Regions from separate parts of the Homo sapiens genome. Here region 2 is linked to region 1. The links are chromatin loops, found by intact Hi-C in ENCODE. Cell type or tissue: natural killer cell. All regions are shown on one strand. Links, peaks and the distances in the headings refer to the core of each region. The heading gives the core; the rest is flanking DNA. Region 1 overlaps BDP1 (BDP1 general transcription factor IIIB subunit). Region 2 overlaps MCCC2 (methylcrotonyl-CoA carboxylase subunit 2).

Region 1 (4,397 bases), core at 99-4,098:
TTAATGAAAACTTGCCTCCAAATTTTAAGCTGGAAAGTCACCAGAGTAACTTAAAAATAATTACAATACATGGCTTTTTAGATTTTCGGTATAAATGTGAAGAATTGTGTACTGATCCTCAACACAACCAATAAAATCTCAATTATGAAAAAAATAAATGATGAAAGACTGGATACTTTACCCCTAAGATCAGGAATAAGACCAAAATGCCCACTCTCGCTTCTATTAAACTTTGAACTATAGGTTCTAGCCAGGGCAGTTAGGCAAGAAAAAGAAATAAAAGGCATTCAGGTCAGAAAGTATCAAAGGTTGAATTGTGTCCCCTAGAAAGATATGTCAAAGTCTTAAACCCAAATAATGTGAATATGACATTATTTAAAAATAGGGTATTTGTAGATATAATCAAATTTAGATGAGGTCATATTGGATTAGAGTTGGTGCTAATCCAATATGACTGGTGTCCTTTCCTTATAAGATGAGAGGTTACACATACACAAGGGGAAAATGCCATGTGGTAATGGAGGCAGAGGGTGGAAGTATGCTGCTGCATGCTGAGAAATGGTAAGGACTGCCGGCTACCACCAGAAGGCAGGAGAAAGGCATGGGATGGTTCTTCCTCAGAGCCTCCAGAAGGAACCAACATTGGTGACACCTTGATTTTAGACTTCTAGACTCTAAAGCTGTGAGAGAATAAATTTGTTTTGTTTTGTTTTTCTCATCTCCATAAGTGCCTGGAGAATTCTCTGTGGTTATAAGCTATCAAGTTTGTGGTGCAAAGAGTACCCGACTTAAAATTTTTTTATTTTAGGCCGGGCACGGTGGCTCACACCTGTAATCCCAGCATTTTGGGAGGCCAAGGTGGGCAGATCACCTGAGGTCAGAAGTTCGAGACCAGCCTGACCAACATGGTGAAACCCCATCTCTACTAAAAATACAAAAATTAGTTGGATGTGGTGGCGGGCGCTTGTAATCCCAGCTACTCTGGAGGCTGAGGCAGGAGAATCACTTGAAACTGGGAGGCGGAGGGTGCAGTGAGCCTCCAAGATTGCGCCATTGCACTCCAGCCTGGGCAACAGAGTGAGACTCTGTCTTTAAAAAAAAAAAAAAAATTGTTATTTTATGATGGGTTTATCAGGACATAATCTCCTCATAAGTCGAGGAGCATCTGTACTTTGTTACAGTGATCCTAGGAAACTAATACAGAAAGAAGTAAAACTATCTTTATTTGCAGATGACATGATTTGACAAATAGAAAATCCTAAGGAATCCACCAAAGAAGTTGCAGGATATAAAGCTAATATACAAAAATCATTTTTATTTCTACACACTTGCAACGAACAATCCAAAAATGAAATTAAGAAAACAATCCCAGGCCGGGCACGGTGGCTCATGCCTGTAATCCCAGCACTGTGGGAGGCAGAGGCGGGTGGATCACCTGAGATCAGGAGTTCGAGACCAGCCTGACCAACATGGAGAAACCCCGTGTCTACGAAAAATACAAAATTAGCAGGGCGTGGTGGCATATGCCTGTAATCCCAGCTACTCGGGAAGCTGAGACAGGAGAATTGCTTGAACCAGGGAGACAGAGGTTGTGGTGAGCCAAGATCGCGCCATTGCACTCCAGCCTGGGCAACAAGAGGAAAACTCCGTCTCAAAATGTGGTGGGCGCCTGTAGTCCCAGCTACTTGGGAAGCTGAGGCAGGAGAATGGTGTGAACCCAGGAGGCGGAGCTTGCAGTGAGCTGAGATCATGCCACTGCACTCCATCCTGGGCGACAGACGAGACTCCATCTCAACAACAACAACAAAAAAAAAACTTACTACAAAGTAACAGTAATCAATATAGCATCACCAGCATGAGAACAGACATATAGATCTATGCAACAGAATTGAGAATTCAGAAATAAACCCATACATCTATGGTCAGCTGATTTTTGATAAGGGTGCCAAGACTATTCAATGGGGAAAGAATAGTCTTTTCGAATAAATGGTGATAGGACAAATGGATAGCAACATGCAAAAGACATAAGTTGGATAATGAGGTTATCCATGTATAAAAATAAACTCAAAATGGATCAAAGACTTAAACGTAAAAGCAAAAATCATCTTTTAGAAGAAAAATGGGTAAATCTTCATGACCTTGGGTTTGACAAAGGACTCAGATCTGACAACAGAAGCATGAGCAACAAATGAAAAAACAGATTAACTGAACTTCATCAAAATTTAAAACTTTTTGCTTTAAAGGAAATCAAGAAAGTGAAAAGACAACCCCACAGAAAGGGAGGAAATATTTGCAAATCATATACCTGCTAAGCAACTTTTATCTAGATTATATAAAGACTCCTTACAACTCAATAATAAAAAGACAAATAGCACAATAAAAGAAAAACAGACAAAAGATTTGAATAGACATTTCTCAAAGATGATATACAAATGGCCAATAGGAACATAAAATGTGCCTGACATCATTAGTCACCAAGGAAATACAAATCAAAACCACAATGTGACACCACTTCACACTCACTAGGACAGCTAGATCCAAAAAGTCAAGCCAGACACAGTGGCTCATGCCTGTAATCCCAACACTTTGGAAGGCTGAGGTAAAAGTATCACTTGAGGACAGGAGTACGAGACCAGCCTGAACAACACAGCAAGACCCCACCTCTACAAAAAAAAAAAATTAGCTGGGCATGGTGGCACACACCTGCAGTCCCAGCTACTTGGGATGCTGAGTGGAGAGGATCATTTACACTCAGGAGGTCAAAGCTGTAGTGTGCTACAATTGTGTTACTGCACTCTAGTTTGGGTGACAATGCAAGGCCGTCTCAAAAAAAAAAAAAAAAATCCACCGAACAAAAAAAAAAGTGAAATAACAAGTGCCGGCAAGGACATGGAAGAACAGGAACCCTCATAAACTGCTGGTGGGAATGTAAAAGGGTATAGCTACTTTGGAAAACAGTTTGGCAGTTCCTCAACTGATGAAACATAGAGTTACCATATGACTCAGCAATTACATTTTTAGAAATGTACCCAAGAGAAATAAAAACATATTGTACACAAACACTTCTACATGAATGTTTACAGCAGCATTATGTATAACACACAAAAAATGAAAATAATCCAAATGTTCATGAATGGATGAATGGATATACAAAATGTACCATATCCATATGGAATATTATTAGGCTACAAAAAGTAAGGAAGTACCACTACATGCTGCAACATAGATGAACAGTAAAAAATGTTACATTAAGTGAAAAAAGCCAGACACAAATGATCAGATTTTATAATTTCATGTCTAGGAAACATCTAGAACAGGCAAATCTATAAAGACAGAAGGCAAATTATTGGTTCCCCAGGCCAGTGAGGGTTGGGAGGAAAGGAGTAGTGACTGCTAATAAGGTTTCTTTTTGAGGTGATGAAAATGTCCTAAAATTGACTGTGATAATGTTTGCACGATACTAGAAGTCACTTAATTGTGCACTTTAAATAATGAGAAAATCATATGGTGTGTAAATTATATGTCAATAAAGCTGTTTTTAAAAAGTTACAATTTCAAGCCTCCGCTTGCAAAGGCAAATAAATACCAATAATGGAAGAGTGCAAATAAAACGCAACAGAATATATTTTAACTTGTTTATACTTAGTATAAATTTAATGCAACTGAATTTTAATGTAAAAGTCTATGAGGATATTAAGAGCTCTGCCCACAAACAAACAAAATCATTGCTTTCACTAGTTTTTACTACTCAGACTAACAGCTCCTTACAAAGAGAAATTAGCTAAGTAAAGTGTTTATAAACCTAAAGCTATCAAAAGGAACCTCCAGTCTTTTCAAAGTAAACAAAGAATAAAAGGCCAAAACATATTAAAATGGATGCTTACAAACGGTACACTCAAATTTTCTTCTTGTTTCATTTCTTCAGTAGTCACATCTGTGTTTGGTAGCTCATGTTCAACAACAGCTATGCATCCTACATCTGGGACATTCACAGTTATTTCAAGCTGTCAAAATAAAGTTTTATCATTTCATTTTGGCATATTATAAACAGCAAAACAAAGCCTCATCTTCAACATGAATAAGTAAGATGAAACGCTAAAATGAAGAAATAATCCACATTCATACATAACTTAAAAAATGGAATGGAGTAATTCTTTTATTGACTGACAGCAACTTGGCAAAAGTAAAACATTTAAAATTTTTGAGGTGGCTGTGACTATTAAAACCAGTAAGCAAATTTTCTAAGACTCATCTTCTTAGTGCCTGGCATTTCATTTTCCATTTTCTTCACTTTGTCCTCACTTTCCCCCTAATTTCTCTGTTCAGTCTGTTAACATTTATAGAAGGCTAGGTGTACAGGGATATAAAGTCAAATAAGATAAGTGTAGTCCCTATCC
Region 2 (4,397 bases), core at 173-4,172, 67 kb before region 1:
CTGCAAGCTCCGCCTCCCAGGTTCACACCATTCTCCTGCCTCAGCCTCCCAAGTAGCTGGGACTACAGCTGCCTGCCACCACGCTCGGCTAATTTTTTGTATTTTTTTTTAGTAGAGACGAGGTTTCAGTGTGTTAGCCAGGATGGTCTCCATCTCCTGACCTCATGATCCGCCTGCCTCGGCCTCCCAAAGTGCTGGGATTACAGGCGTGAGCCACCGCGCCCGGAGGAAAGGCCCATTTTAAACTGCTTTGCTTTCAGGTTCTTTGATTTAAATGTGTTTTAATTTCAAATATAAGTTTACTTTCACTGGAAATTAAATTTACTTTAAATTACATCTGCTCAAATTATATAATACTTGCACATTTAACTCAGTACCTGGCACTCAAGAGATCTATAAATACTTGCTACTATTTTTTTCATAGTATGATCCATAAAGTTAAAAGAAAAACAGGATCTAGAGAACAAAAAAAAAAAACCACACAACACATAGAGAAAAAAACTGGCATGCGTCAAAATGTATGAGTATTATGCACTAGTACTATGAACAGTTCTTGTTTACTTTCCCCCAGAGTTTTCAGCAAAGAACCTGTGTTTCCTTTATAATTACAGGAGAAATCAACAGGTTTATAAAATACCCATCCCAAATGTAATACATACAGCCTTCCAAACTATCTTGCATTTTACCAGCTAATAATAGTTTATTTTACCACTCTGGTGACTTGCCTAAGTAGATGCAGGGGAGCCTGTTTTGCATGGCAATTTCTTGGGCCCGTAATTGTTTTTTCACAGTCACTGGGTAGTAGGCACCTCCTTTGACGGTGGCATCATTGGCAATAATCATGCATTCTACTCTGAAAGGCAGAAATTTCATTGGAGAGAGAATTTAAGAGATTTCTTCAAAACTAATTACACTCATTACAAGATACCCCAATACAACCTTCAACTTCTAGTACGTATCACTATTAACATCCATTAGCAGACAGCAGTCTTAGGATATAAATGCAAACTTTAATCACAGTTCACATATTAATTTATATAATACAAAACAATTACTTCTAACAAGTTTATAAACTCACACTTGGTTTTTGAAAAGTCATCAGTCCTAGATTAGTAATAAAAAACTAACAACCTAAGCCTTGTGTCATAATGGTTCTTTGAATGAAAAGGTCCTAATAAGATGAAAATAATAATGAAAAAAAAAATCCAAGTCTCAAGGGAAAAGAATTCCCTCATAATAAACCTTCAAAGTCTCCTTTTAGGAGGGTATTTTGCAAAAATGAAAACTGACCTTTAGTACTAAGATTTATTTTTTGTATTCTTGTTCTTCAACATTACAGCCCCATGGTTTTCTACAAAACTAAATGTAGTCTAAAATATAACGTTCATCTTAACTGAAGTCAGAATGAATGCAAACTTTAATATACTAAAAACACATGAAAGGTATCCTGAGTCATCAACAGTGCCCTTTCTCACCAAAACCAGTTTATTGGGTATGAGTCACAAAGAGCAGGGCGGCCAACAACCACAGCTGGTTGGGGAAACTGTACAGCACTGGCAGGAAACCTTAAGGTCAGAGGTACCCTTGAAATCTGAGATGACAACAGTGTGCTCTTTACAAAATTCAATTTTCTTTATGTTTCTGATGTTTGTGTTACCTCACTTTATGCTGCCTACAACTCTAAAGAGTGAGTCATTAAATCCCTGCTGAAAATAGAGAACGGCAACTGAACACCCAGCACAGGGTAGTGTTGAGCTTCTCATACTAGGATATGTGGCCAGCAGGGCTCGCCACAAGACAAACAGGACTCTTCTTTGAGCATCAATTTTATTCCCTAGGTCATATAAAACCTTTTTCTGCACTGCAATGAACATTTTATAGAGTAGAATGCAAACTTTTAATGATTTAACATTAAACGAACTAGACTTCAAAGGAAATGTAGGCTTCTCATAGGTTGCTGGGCCATAACCTCACACTCCAGAGTGTGTGCTCATACTTCCTACCACTGGGGGTGCTACGCTAGAAAGTTTAAGAAGCTCTGGTACTGGAAAGAGGCCAGGCTGTGAAGTCAGACAAAGTTAGACTGAAATTCTGGCTCTGCCAACTTGTTAGTTATGTGACCATGGACAAGGGACATAGCCATATCTGCTTGTCTATTAAAGGTCACAGACTTGTTACAGAATGAGAAATCAAATTGGCCCACAAAAATACTAGATTGCATTTCTATTGGTTTTGCCTACCCAGCATCTATTATTTTGGCAACAAAACTAAACCTTCTTTCAGAAACTGCCTCTTATCTTTAATCCAGGTGGCTCAAGTAGGACTGACCCCAGAGCCTGCCTTAAAGGGGGGCACAGGGACCAGGTCTTTCTACCCAGAGTTCCCACTGAGGCTCGGCAATGGGACAGGCTCTAAGCCTAAGCAGATCTTGCCTTCCACTGCAGCTGCTAAACTTATAGAATATAAACCAGGAACTGCCTATGACCATCACTGCCTCTGGATTTAGAGAGGCTGCCTAGAAACAAAGCTGACACACAGCAAGTCAGGGCCAGGAGTAGAAAACAGCCTGGGACCTAGTAATACCTAAGACCATTTGAGCTCCCAGATACAGCCATGCCCAGACTCACCAGATAAGAGAATCAATATATCCTCTTTTTTGCTTAATTTGAGCAAATTCAGCTCATCTGTCATTTGTCAGAGAAAGAGTAGTGATGATATAAACCATTCAACAATTTTTATGTAAGAAAGGTCAATTTGAATTATAATAAAGGCCAGAGCAATGGCTCATGCTTGTGATCCCAGCACTTTGGGAGGCCAAGGCAGGAAGATCATTTGATGCCAGGAGTTTGAGGCTACAGTAAGCTATGATCATGTCACTGCACTCCAGCCTGGGCAACAGAGTAAGACCCCAACTCAAAAAAAAAAAATTATAATGATGTGCTAGCCTATATTCAACATCGTTTGAGCCCAGAAGTTCGAGATTAGCCTAGGCAACAGAGCGAGACACCATCTCTAAAAAAAACAAAAAAGGAAAAAAGAAAGAATTTATAATTAAGTACTACTTTATACCTATTAAATGACTGAATTTTTTTCAGCCATAATATCCAGTACTAGAGCATCTCTAGTTAAAAGATAAAGACTGGTCTCCTTCCTTGCCCTTGTCTCCATGGAAAGACATCTTTTTGTTTTTTTTTTGAGACGGAGTCTTGCTCTGTCACCAGGATGGAGTGCAGTGGCTCCATCTCAGCTCACTGCAACTTCTGCCTCCCAGGTTCAAGCGATTCTCCTGCCTCAGCCTCCCAAGTAGCTGGGACTACAGGCGTGTGCCACCATGCCGGCTTATTTTTTTATTTTTAGTAGAGACAGGGTTTCACCACATTGGCCAGCCTGATCTCAAACTCCTGACCTCAGGTGATCCACCCACCTCAGCCTCCCAAAGTGCTGGGATTACAGGCGTGAGCCACCACACCCAGCCAGTCCTACATAATATAAATAGCATACAAATCGCATGCTAATATGCAAAGTGAGTGCTGGATGCCTGTGCCTCATCAAAGTCTTCTTCTCAACCCACATTATGAAGCACAAGTAGAATACTCACCCTGATACTCTTCCAATGCCTGTAATAATGCCACCTCCTGGCACCTCCTCATTGTCATATAACTGGTAACCTGCAAACTGGGATAATTCCAGAAATGGAGACCTAAAGCGAAGAAAGGATGTTGTTTGAATTAATGTCATTAAAAACTACACATTTAAACAGTTACACATGGAAAAGGAAAAGATTTTTCCTCAATGGGACAATATTTCAAATACACATGTTGTATATAAAATCTATTTTTAAAAATCTAAAATGGGTGTGGTGGCTCAAGTCTGTAATCCCAGTTATTCAGGAGGCTGAGACAAGAGGACTGTTTGAGCCCAAGAGTTGGAGGCCAGCCAGGACAACATAGTGAGACCCCATCTCTTTTTTGTTGTTGTTGTTGTTTTTTGAGATGGAGTCTTGCCCTGTCACCCAGGCTGGAGTGCAGTGGCGCGATCTCAGCTCACTGCAACCTCCACCTCCTGAGTTCAAGCGATTCTCCTGCCTCAGCCTCCCGAGTAACTGGGATTACAGGCATGCGCCACCACAACCAGCTAATTTTTTGTATTTTTAGTAGAGACGGGGTTTCACCATGTTGGCCAGGCTGGTCTCAAACTCCTTACCTGAAGGTTATCTGCCCACCTCGGCCTCACAAAGTGCTGGGATTACAGGCATGAGCCACCACGCCCAGCCAAGACCCCATCTCTTAAAAACTTTTGGAGGTAGGTGGGGTGGCTCATGCCTGTAGTCCTAGCACTTTGTGGGGCTCAAGTGGGTGGACTGCTTGAGCCCAGGAGTTTGAGGCCAGCCTGAGCAA

What was found. A loop is a pair of places that touch in the nucleus more often than their neighbours do. Peaks named below come from ENCODE experiments on the same cell type or tissue, not always from the same donor. Only the 100,000 strongest peaks of a DNase experiment are listed, where the experiment ranks them.
Region 2: it touches region 1 in a loop (5-fold over the local background); 2 of 110 quality-filtered maps call a loop at or near these places.

Annotation. Positions count from the first base shown.
Region 1 is chr5:71,531,915-71,536,311 of GRCh38, reverse strand. BDP1 (BDP1 general transcription factor IIIB subunit) reads right to left here. Exons shown (of 39, transcript NM_018429.3): 26 at 3,885-4,004. Among named protein-coding and RNA genes, the nearest start is that of MCCC2, 53 kb to the left of the region's middle. RefSeq lists a silencer at 4,243-4,397. In natural killer cell, for the core only: no CTCF peak of the experiment used is centred there; a DNase peak (open chromatin) is centred at 2,491.
Region 2 is chr5:71,598,962-71,603,358 of GRCh38, reverse strand. MCCC2 (methylcrotonyl-CoA carboxylase subunit 2) reads right to left here. Exons shown (of 17, transcript NM_022132.5): 4 at 3,599-3,700; 5 at 726-853. Among named protein-coding and RNA genes, the nearest start is that of MCCC2, 14 kb to the right of the region's middle. In natural killer cell, for the core only: a CTCF peak has its summit at 2,014; DNase peaks (open chromatin) are centred at 1,528 and 2,008; H3K27ac peaks cover 2,050 bases.